2 separate regions of the Homo sapiens genome follow, and region 2 is linked to region 1. The links are chromatin loops, found by intact Hi-C in ENCODE. Cell type or tissue: PC-9. All regions are shown on one strand. Links, peaks and the distances in the headings refer to the core of each region. The heading gives the core; the rest is flanking DNA.

Region 1 (5,389 bases), core at 97-5,096:
CAGGACTTCTGTGGGAAAGAGACCAGGGGAATCTGGCACAGCTTAGAGATATTCAACAAGCAAAAAATACTGGGATGGAATAAAGTGGCAGGATGGATAAAAGAAATTGTATTGGGAAAAAAAACTATGTTTTACTTTCTTTGTTCCCTAACTATGAGCTATTCCTACTTCACTATATATGTGAATGATGGTTCTAAAGAGGGAATCAGATCATTCATGTATTCAACATTCAGCAAATATTTGAGACTTCCTGTGCCCCTAGCCTTTTGGCCAATTGCTATTGGCTATATATATGGCCAATATATATTAAAAAGGGGGCCAGTATAATGAGTACAGAGGGTCTGCAATCATGGTGCAGCCACAAGTAAAATATGAGTAGTATTTATGCTTTTCTACACTCTCATATGTATTGCCCAGCTTATTTACTTATTTACCTGTTTACTTATTAAAACCAACCCCCACCTTCAGTGGATGAATATTTGCCAACTCAAATGACAGTAAAAAACGGTGCAGTGGCTCACGCCTGTAATCCCAGCACTTTGGGAGGCTGAGACAGGCAGATGGCTTAAGGCCAGGAGTTTGCGACCAGCCTGGCCAACATGGTGAAAACCAGTCTCTACTGAAATTACAAAAAGTAGCCGGGCATGGTGCCACATGCCTGTAATCCCAGCTACCTCGGAAGGCTGAGGCACGAGAATTGCTTAAACCCAGGAGGCAGAGGTTGCAATGAGCTGAGATTGCACCACTGCACTCCAGCCTGGGTGACAGAGTATGACTCTGCCAAAAAAAAAAAAAAAAAAAAGAGTAGAAGGAATTATAGCCACAGAATTTTCCAGGGCAATTCCAGAGGAGACCCAACAACTGTTAGGGACTATGCCCCTATTGTTAAAATGTCTATATAACCTCTGAGGCTGATGACTTTGAGAACACCTACACTGACTTGAAAATTCACATTCTGGTGTGTTTCTTTCTTTCTTTGAGACAGTGTTAGTTTTACTCTGTCACTTAGGCGAGAGTGCAGTGGTGCGATCATGACTCATTGCAGCCTTGAACTCCTGGGTTCAAGCAATCCTCCCACCTCAGCCTCCCAAGTAGCTGAGAATACAAACATGCACCACCACACCCGGTTAACTTTTCAAATTTTTTTTATAGAGACAAGGTCTTGCTGTGTCGCCCAGGCTGGTCGAGAACTCCTCACCTCAAGTGAACCTCCTGCCTTGGCCTCTCAAAGTGCTGAGTGTGCTTCTACTGAAAACATTTACAGTATGTCATAATCACAACTTTTTAGCATACTGTTAGCTAAAAAATAAAATATAGGCTGACTGCAAAAATTTACTTGCAATTCATCGTTTGGACCTCACAATAACTTTTCTCCATTGAAGCAATGTTGCAAGTGGTTGGTAGATTTCATTTTTGCCTTCCCAATGCCTTTGTAAACCCAAATGTAGACAAAATAGCCAAGGATAATTGCTACTAAAAAATATCCATTTAAAATGAATCCATTGGAAACTGGAAACAAACCAAAATATTGTATTAGGATTTTATCATGAGAAATGAAACCAATCAAGAAAATAAGCTTATTTTATCTTATATTATGTTAAACCCTACTGTGTAAAATTTATTAAAAATGGCACTTATTGTGGCTCAAACCAATATTTAAAACAAATTTGATTACATTTGTAAGTCTTTACCAAATCTTAGAATGAACCAGGAATAAATCAAGTGTTTGGATTTGAATGTTACGATTTTTGTTGACAAAGCTGTAAGAGGGGCACAATATCAAGTCCTTTATTTCACTGTTGATTTTTGCAGTACCTTCACAAATAGGGTTATTTTGCCTAAATATTAGAGGGCACTTCACTTTTTCGAAGGGCATCTCTTAATCTATGCTATTCAAACCATTCTTTTGAGACACATAACCTATCATTACCCCCTTTGCTTTTCTTCAAACATTTACTAGATTCTTATTTGTCAAATCTTTATGTGTGATTTAAGTAGTTCCTCATCACATCTAATCACTTAAATCCTGCTATTTGCATTTAATTGGCATTCTGTTTGCTTCATGAGAGTAACAAATATACTGACACAATAAATATGGAAATATATTTGTATCACATGGGAAGAAATGTTTAAATGGAGACTAATATCATAAGTGGTCACTTCTAAGAAACACTCCATTCTCATGTAATTATATTTATAGTAAAAATCATAGAAGACAATGCAGATACAAATCTGACAACTAAGAAAATTGTAAAAATTATGGAATAGTTTTAAAACTTTTTCCTTGAATGTTGGCTCTTTAAACAAAGAAGCCTTAATCAGAGAAATTTACGCATAAGCATGTGATTCTGAATGAGCCTTTTCAAGGACTTTATGTATGAGTATTTGACTTTTGAGGTTAATAGAATCAATTCTTTAATATGGGTTGAGAAATAAAAATAAAGTCCTAAGCTTCTCCAACTGACTGAACACACCATCTCTTGGCCCAGGGGACTCCAGAGAAACCTTAGAAACTGAGTTCCTGGCCATGATGGGCTAGCAGGTCGAACATGCCTCAGTATGCCCCATTCCTTCTAACCTTTAACCAGAATTCTTTCCTAAGGCGTAAGTAAGCAGAAACCAGCTCTGGAAAATGAGAAATGGATGACTCATTACTTTGTCAACTTTAGCCAGTCCTCTGAGGCTGCCACAGGACTCCCTTTCCCACATTGCAGTTTCAACATGACAGCTCACCAGTTAAACCATAAATCCCTTCCTGATAAGAGACCAACAACCATGAAGTGGTTCTGGCCAATCTATGCAGGGTGCACAGCCAGGGCATTTGTGTCCTCCCCTTCATCTTTTGACATTAGGGGGCTGAAAACTCCACTCTCAGATCATGCTAATGCCACAATTTTTTGTACAGGGAATTCATGAAGAGGCATAAAGCTCAATTGTGAAGCACATGTTTCTCCTTTAATAAATATTCATGACTCCTCCTACAGCCTAATAAAAAGGTATTTTCAGCCACTCTGCTCAGCATAAATTCCCGTTTCTTTCAGCACTACCTTGAAGTGCCTGTTTCTGGCTTCTGGCCAGAGGTTACACTTCCCAGCGTGTCAGAATGGCCACCCTGCAGGTTGCAGCCTTTTGTGAGAAATAAAGCTGTCCTTTCCAAATGTATGAACCTTGTGATTCTTCAGCTGACAGGGTAATTCATCTGAAAAACGTAGTTTTTCTTCTTGGAAGTGGACTTCCAATATCATGATGCTAAAAACATGTCATACTGTAATAAGAGCTGTTTTGTACTTTTACAGAAGGAATTTTTAAAAATTTATTTTTAGTTTTTGTGGGTACATAGTAGGTGTATATATTTGTGGGGTACATGAGATATTTTGACACAAGTATGCAATGCATAATAATCACATTAGGGTAAATGAGGTATCCATTACCTCAAGCATTTATCTTTTGTGTTATAAACAATCCAGTTGTACTCTTTTCATTATTTTAACATGTACAATTAAATTATTACTGACTATAGTCACCCTGTTGTGCTATCAAATAGTAGGTCTTATTCATTCTTTCTAACCATTTTTTGTACCTATTAACAATCCCCACTTGCTCTCCACTACCCCTGCCCCAATACCTTTCCCAGCTTCTGGTAACCATCCGTCTGCCCTCTATCCCTGTGAATTCAATTGTTTCACTTTTTAGCTCCCACAGATAAGTGAGAACATGTACAGTTTGTCTTTCTGTGCCTGGCTTAATTCACTTAACATGATGGCCTCCAGTTCCATCCATGTTGTTGCAAATGACAGGATCTCATTCTTTTTAAAAATATATGTAACATTTTCTTTATCCATTTGTTTGTTTATGGACACTTAGGTTGGTTCCAAGTCCTGGCTATTGTGAACAATGCTGTAGGTATCTCTTCGATATACTGATTTCCTTTCTTTTGGGTATATACCTAGAAGTGGGTTTGCTGGATCATATGGTGACTCTATTTTAGTTTTTGAGGACCCTCCAAACGGTTCTCCATAGTGCTTGTACTAATTTACATTCCCACCAACCGTGTATGAGGATTCCCTTTACTCCACATCCTTGCCATCATCTGTTATTGCCTGTCTTTTGAATAAAAACCATTTTAACTGGAATGAGATGATATCTCACTGTAGTTTTGATTTATGTTTCTCTGATGATCAATGATGTTGAGCATCTTTTTATATACCTGTTTGCAATTTGTATCTCTTCTTTTGAGAAATGTCTGTTCAGACCTTTTGGCCATTTAAAACATTAGATTATTAGATTTTTTCCTATAGAGTTGTTTGAACTCCTTATATATTCTGGTTATTAATCTCTGTCAAATGGGTACTTTTCAAATGTTTTCTCCCATGCTGTGGGTTGTCTTTTCACCTTGTTGATTGTTTCCTTTGTTATGCAGCAGGTTTTTAACTTGATGTGATCCCACTTGCCCATTTTTGCTTTGGTTGCCTGTGCTTGTGGAATATTACACAAGAAATCTTTGCCCAGTCCAATATTCTGGGGGGAGAGTTTCCCCCAATATTTTTTAGTAGTTTCATAATTTTAGTTCTTAGATTTAAATCTTTAATCCACTTTTATTTTATTTTTGTATATGGTGAGAGATATCATTCTAGTTTCACTCTTCTGCATATGCATATCCAGTTTTCCCAGCATCATTTATTGAAGAGACTGTCCTTTCCCCAATGTATGTTCTTGGTACTTTTGTTGAAACTGAGTTCACTGTAGATGTATCATTTTGTTTCTGGGTTCTCTGTTCTGTTCCATTGGTCTATGTGTCTGTTTTTATGCTTGTACCATGCTATTTTAGTTACTACAGCTCTGTAGTATAATTTGAAGTCAGGTAATGTGATTCCTCCAGTTTTGTTCTTTTGTGCTCAGGATAGTTCTGGCTATTCTGAGTCTTTAGTGATTTATAAATTTTAAGTTTGTTTTTTTTTTTCTATGTCTGTGAAGAATGTCATTGGTATTTTGATAGGGATTACACTGAATCTGTAGATTGCTTTGGGCAGTATGAACATTTTAACAATATTAGTTTTCCAGTCCGTGAATGTGGAATATCTTTCCATTTTTTGGTGTTCTCTTTAATTTCTTACATACATGTTTTATAGTTCTCATTGTATAGCTCTTTCATATCTTTGGTTAAATTAATTTCTAGGTATTTTATTTTATTTGTAGCTATTGTAAATGGCTTGATTTCTTTTTTAGATTGTTCATTGTTGGCATATAGAAATGTAACTTTACTGAATTTGCTTATCAGTTCTAATAGTTTTTTTGTAGAGTTTTTAGGTTTTTACAAATATAAAATTATATCATCTGAAAACAGAATAATTTGACTTCTTCCTTTCCAATTCATATATGTTTTATTTCT
Region 2 (5,389 bases), core at 327-5,326, 69 kb after region 1:
TAGGATGACTCCTCTGTCCAAGCACAAGAACAATGGTTTTCTTACATACCTGGGGAGTTTCCCTTAAAGACTGCGGGCTCCTCCCTGAATTATTTTAGGACTGAATCTTTCTTCTCATCTCATTTTTGTTTTATTTCTAAAAGTAATATGTGCTTATGGTAGAAATTTCAGAAAGTATAGATAAGCGAAATGAATCAAGACAAAAATCACATTGAATCTGATTGAAATTCCTTTTCAGTAATATATTTAAAGGGTATTTATAATATACATATACCTAGTAGAGAAAGACATAGAACCCTTCTTTTCTATATTTTCGAAACTTTCTCTTTCATGTAATGTTGTGCGGTTCATACATTTACCCTGATTTAACAGCCACTGACTACATTTATCAAACCAATTCCTTGTTATCAGAGATTTAGGCTCTTGCCATTTTTCCTGGTGTTACAAACAATACTCCCATAATTATTACTGGAAACTGAACTATTGTGAACATCCTTGATGATTTTCTTAAAATAAATTTCTACAAGTAAAAATACTTGGCTAAAGGATGTGTAGGCTTTATATATTGTAGACACAGATCACCAAATGGCTTTTCTGAAAAGTTGCATCAAATCCCATACCTGTTCTCACCATGGGTAAGCATCAGAGAAAACAATGAAAAAGATCTCACACACATACAAGAAACTCATACTGTGGTAAAGGTAGCATTCTATCAATTGTCTGAGATTTCAGTGCATGAGATTTCCTTTATGTAGGAATGTATTTGTAAATTTGGTCACTATGGTAAATTGACACTCAGAGGCCACGTGTACTATTCAAGTGATTCAGATTCTACAGTAATTTTTATTGTTTTAATGTTGTCAGGTAAGAATGAGCTGTTTTAGTACAACCCCTGAGGGAGTTTCCAGCCAAATTGAAAGGCCTAGAATATTACAAACCAGGAGCGTAGGCTATAAACAGAACTTAAGGAGGGTGTAAGGTAATTTGTGTAAGCTATTTCCTTCAGGTGATGACAATGTCTACTATTAAAAGATTCACAAACAAGGGGAAATGTTGAGTCACTCAAACTTAGGCTCTAGGATAGGGATGACTAAGGCTCTCAGGGGCCTGTCAAAGTCCCCATTAGGTGGGTGGAGTATCTGAGTGCCAGTGTAGGATAGGAGGAAGACTCTAGCCCCTGGGCCCTGGTGGCAGAGCAGGTAGATGAGGCAGAGGAGAGGAGCAGGGAAAACACCGTGTTCATGTTACACCAACTTGGAGTTAAATCAGTGTTGTTTTTTTTTTTGCTACAGTGTTTTTCATTTGCTAAAGATGTGGCCTTGGACAGATTACTTAACCTCACTGAGCTTTGAGTCTATAAAATAGAGAGAAGTAATACCTTCTAGGGCTGCTGAGAGATTTCAGTGGAATAGTATGTGTAAAACTAATTACAATAAGTGACATACTGAAGGGACTCAAGAAATTGTTGCTGTTATTATGATAATGGTTGATAATTATTATTGCTATGTCCTTTGAGGATAGATTTAGGAAAAAATGATGCTTATGACTGATTATTATGCCTTTTATCTTGGATCCTGTATTGCAGGGGTTTTTAATCTGGTGTCCAAGAATTCCCAAAAGACCCCATGGATAAATAACTGGGGGAGTGGGGTGTTAAACTTAGATGGGAAAAAAGTGTCATTTTTTACTAACTTATAACAAAAATTTAATATTTCCTTTAATTATGACTATGCAACAAACCAAAGTAGCATCAGTAATACTGATCATACTTTGATCTACAATAAAAATTTGCATATGTTTTCATATCACATTAAATTTGCTGCAGGTATCTCGAAATATCATTTTAATTGAAATTGTATTTCAAAAGTATGACAGTTAGGGGGCTGGGGGGCAAGGGGAGGGAGGGCAAATACCTAATGCATGTGGTTGATGATGGGTTGATGGGTGCAGCAAACCTCCATGGCACGTGTATACCTATGTAACAAACCTGCACGTTCCGTCCCAGAACTTAAAGAAAATAAAAAATAATAAAAATAAAAATAAATAAATAATAAATGTGCTTAGCATATTGGCTAACTCTGCTCAGTGAAAAAAAAAAAAGTAGGATAGTTCTTAGACCGACTCCTTAGAAGGCTGTTAGGACACACGTTATTGCTATCCACAGGTGTTGACGTGACAGAGCTGGCTGTCAAGACAACTACACTATATGTTTAAAAAAACATTTTCATAAAATATTCTAGTGTATTGGTTTTCTTCATAATTCTATGCATTTTATGAATTTATGAACATTATTCTTCGAAGGTGTCTGTAGGTTTCACCAGCCTGCCAGAGGGACTATGGTACAGAATAGGCTGAAACCTTCAGTCAGGAGCCGCCCACTGCAGGGCAGCTTGCCCATAGGAGGAGCTCTGCTGTCTAATAGCTGGTTATGCTTCTTTATAAATTTGCTTATCTGTTGTCCAGACCAATGAACACCAAAAACGGAACATTTCTATAGAAAATTCCCAATAAGTCCAGGAATCCTGTCACTTGAAAGAGCCTAACCCTGTACAGTAAGGAGAAAAATGCCTGTTACCCTTCCAGGGAGGCTGATACTTGCAGCACCTGGTAGAAAGGACCAGTGCCTAACTGGGGTGATGATCCCACAGGTACAGCAATGGCAATTTACAGACAGCAGAGAAAGAAGAGGAGAAAGAGGATGAGAGAGTAGGATAAAGAAACAAAAAGACAGGAAGCCGTTAGCAATAGGGGCCACATAACTTGCAAACTGGAAAAAAAAAAGGGGGGGGGGGAGAAAAAAGAGAACTTTTAAGGATAATGAAACTAAACAACAACAACATGGTAGTGAATACTTTATTTTGTTGTAAACAAGTTAGTTTTGAGGGTATTTCCTCGTGGTCCTCCTGCCGTCACTCGTCCCCATGTTCCAATGATGCTGATCAACTGCTTTATTCAGTTTCCCATCTTTCTTCTTGCCCAGTCATCGTAGCCTTTCTTTTTTTAAACACATGATCCCTAGTACTCATCTTTGGAGGACAAAAGGCTTTCCATATGTTAGAAAAATTTGAATCTCATAGTACTCACAACAATGAGCAGCATTGTAAGTTGTGATGCATTCATTTGGATTGGAACATTCTCAATCAGTCCTTCCACTCTAAGTAAATATTTGTTTCTCACAGAACACAAGGCAGTTCAAAGGGCCTCTTGTTAGAGATTTATAGGTGTATGAATGGGAAACATCATACAAGCAGTGAAAACAAAAATCTTTCCAGGTTGTCGGATTTTCTCCTTCTTGGTCTTATAAAAAGCAACTAGACATCTTTAATTTAAAAAATACATGCACATATATACAATAGTGATTGGAATGTTATTTTTATCCAAAACATTATAGAGTTTATCTCAGATATACTGAGTACTGTCACTCAGTCTGTAAATTACCCCCAGAGGGTGGTTTGTTTCCTCATTCCTTAAAAAAAAACAAAAACAAATAAACAAACAAAAAAGAAGTTTACTAAATTTAAACACTGACATCCTGTGAAGATGCCAGTCTTTACAGGCGTTTGTAAAAGTAGACTGTGGGGAGTATGTTACACTAATACAAAGTTTTACAAATGAATACAAGTGAAATATATAAATTACAATGAAATAGAGGAAGATTGTGGCTCTGTCCTGGGTTGGTTCTTTTAGCAGTCATATTGCTGTAGAGAAAATAAAATACCATTAGGCTATAATCAGGATAAATAATGATGACATTTTAGTCCTTTAAGTTCCTATTTTAAGCAAACATAAACAGACTGATCTTAGCTTCAGCAAAGCTTAGGCCAACCATACTTAGGGCTTGGACAATGCTCACAAAATGTTTCCTAAACAAACCCAGATCCCTTGTCTTCCATGAGTAAAGGCTGCAGAAAGGGCCCATAGAAACTGCAGGATACTGATATTGGGTTGCTTTGAGTGCATTTGTGTGGGGTTTTAATCTTAGGGATTTAAAAGATAATGCCATGGAAGTTTCACACTGGTATGAGCTCAATGTGGGTAACCTTTCAAATTAAATGCTACCGAGTTATGGACCTGACTCTTCTACATGAAAAGACCTGCCCTTTGAAAGTGTCTTTTGTCTTATAAACAAAGGTAACAGATCTTCCCTGTAGTATCTGGGAAGAAGCCATCCCTACAGTGACTCAGCTGGGAAACCTGGTGTATTTACTACCCCAAATCAGAGGAGAGTATCATTCCCTGCCAAATCACTTCAGCCATTTTGGTCATTGGCTCTTTATGCCTGTCCCCAAAACGTACTAAGTGAGTACATTTAGTACAAGTAATCACTTACTTTGAACTCTGCCTTGTATGAAATTCAAGGCTAAAGGTAAGCTGCATGACAGCAATCCCTAGAGGATACTTCTCTGCCCTTCCCCAACCGTACTGCTTGAAAGAAGCTCCATATTGAAGGTTTCCCATTCCCTTATTTTCTTGGAAATTTGCCAAAGAAATTATTAATCTTGCTATACTTGCCTGATAAGGAAAACTAGATTTTCATTTTAACCTTCCCCCAAAATTACAGAAAGTTTCCTTTTATTTTCAGCAAAGTTTTTCATGGTAGCAATGGGCTTTCAGTTTTCATTAGGTTTTTGTCTTATTTTTAAAAGAAAGTTAACAGATCTGGCACCAGAGGAGTAAATGGTTTGAAAAATATAAGACATAAAATAACCCTCTCAAAGATAGGATCAAAGCTGGACTTTCATTAATTCAATAATATATATATTTTAGGAGGATATAGAAACAAGAACTTTCACTGCTACAAACAAATGCATTTTTTTCTCCTAAATCATATCCCCAGGAAACAAGTGCTTCCTGGTTTTCTTTCACAACGAAAGGCTTTTCATGAGCTGCTGTTCAAAGATTGCTAGTGATTCTCCATACTTACTGCTTAGGCATTTTTATGACTCCTTATTAGGAAGGAATTGCAGAAAATCCAACCAAACAGCAAGTGTGGAATACAGGTTAAAAGTAGGAGCTTTTGCACAGAGCGACTCAAGGTTTGAAGCCTGTTATTTCCTGAGTAGGTGATCTTAAGCCTATTGCTTAATATTTGAGTCATATGGGTTTAGCATAGTGCCTGATGCATTGAATGGTTGGCTATTACTTATGTATACTAGTTGGGAATATAACAGCAAACAAAGAGCAGACATCACTTTTTTTTCTGTCTCTGCAGCGAGAGCAGAGGCAGTGAATTAGATCCTGAAGGGAGCGCTGTGTCTATGGGCAGCATGTTCTTGTGTACATAGAGCCAACTGCAAAGAACTAAGACAATCCTGTGACTGTGAGACTCGAGGAAGCTTGTTACTGACAGCTAAAGTGAATGCTATAATTGTGTTGCTACAAAGATGAT

The links. A loop is a pair of places that touch in the nucleus more often than their neighbours do. Peaks named below come from ENCODE experiments on the same cell type or tissue, not always from the same donor. Only the 100,000 strongest peaks of a DNase experiment are listed, where the experiment ranks them.
Region 2: it touches region 1 in a loop (7-fold over the local background); 3 of 110 quality-filtered maps call a loop at or near these places.

The regions. Positions count from the first base shown.
Region 1 is chr3:149,297,645-149,303,033 of GRCh38, forward strand. All of the region lies in intron 1 of TM4SF18-AS1 (TM4SF18 antisense RNA 1), which reads left to right. Among named protein-coding and RNA genes, the nearest start is that of TM4SF18-AS1, 16 kb to the left of the region's middle. In PC-9, for the core only: no CTCF peak of the experiment used is centred there; DNase peaks (open chromatin) are centred at 657 and 2,627; H3K4me3 peaks cover 1,409 bases; H3K27ac peaks cover 5,000 bases.
Region 2 is chr3:149,366,183-149,371,571 of GRCh38, forward strand. It overlaps TM4SF1 (transmembrane 4 L six family member 1), which reads right to left. Exons shown (of 5, transcript NM_014220.3): 5 at 2,840-3,698. The coding sequence ends at 3,684. Among named protein-coding and RNA genes, the nearest start is that of TM4SF1, 8.8 kb to the right of the region's middle. In PC-9, for the core only: a CTCF peak has its summit at 2,518; DNase peaks (open chromatin) are centred at 999, 2,276, 3,129 and 5,019; H3K4me3 peaks cover 870 bases; H3K27ac peaks cover 5,000 bases.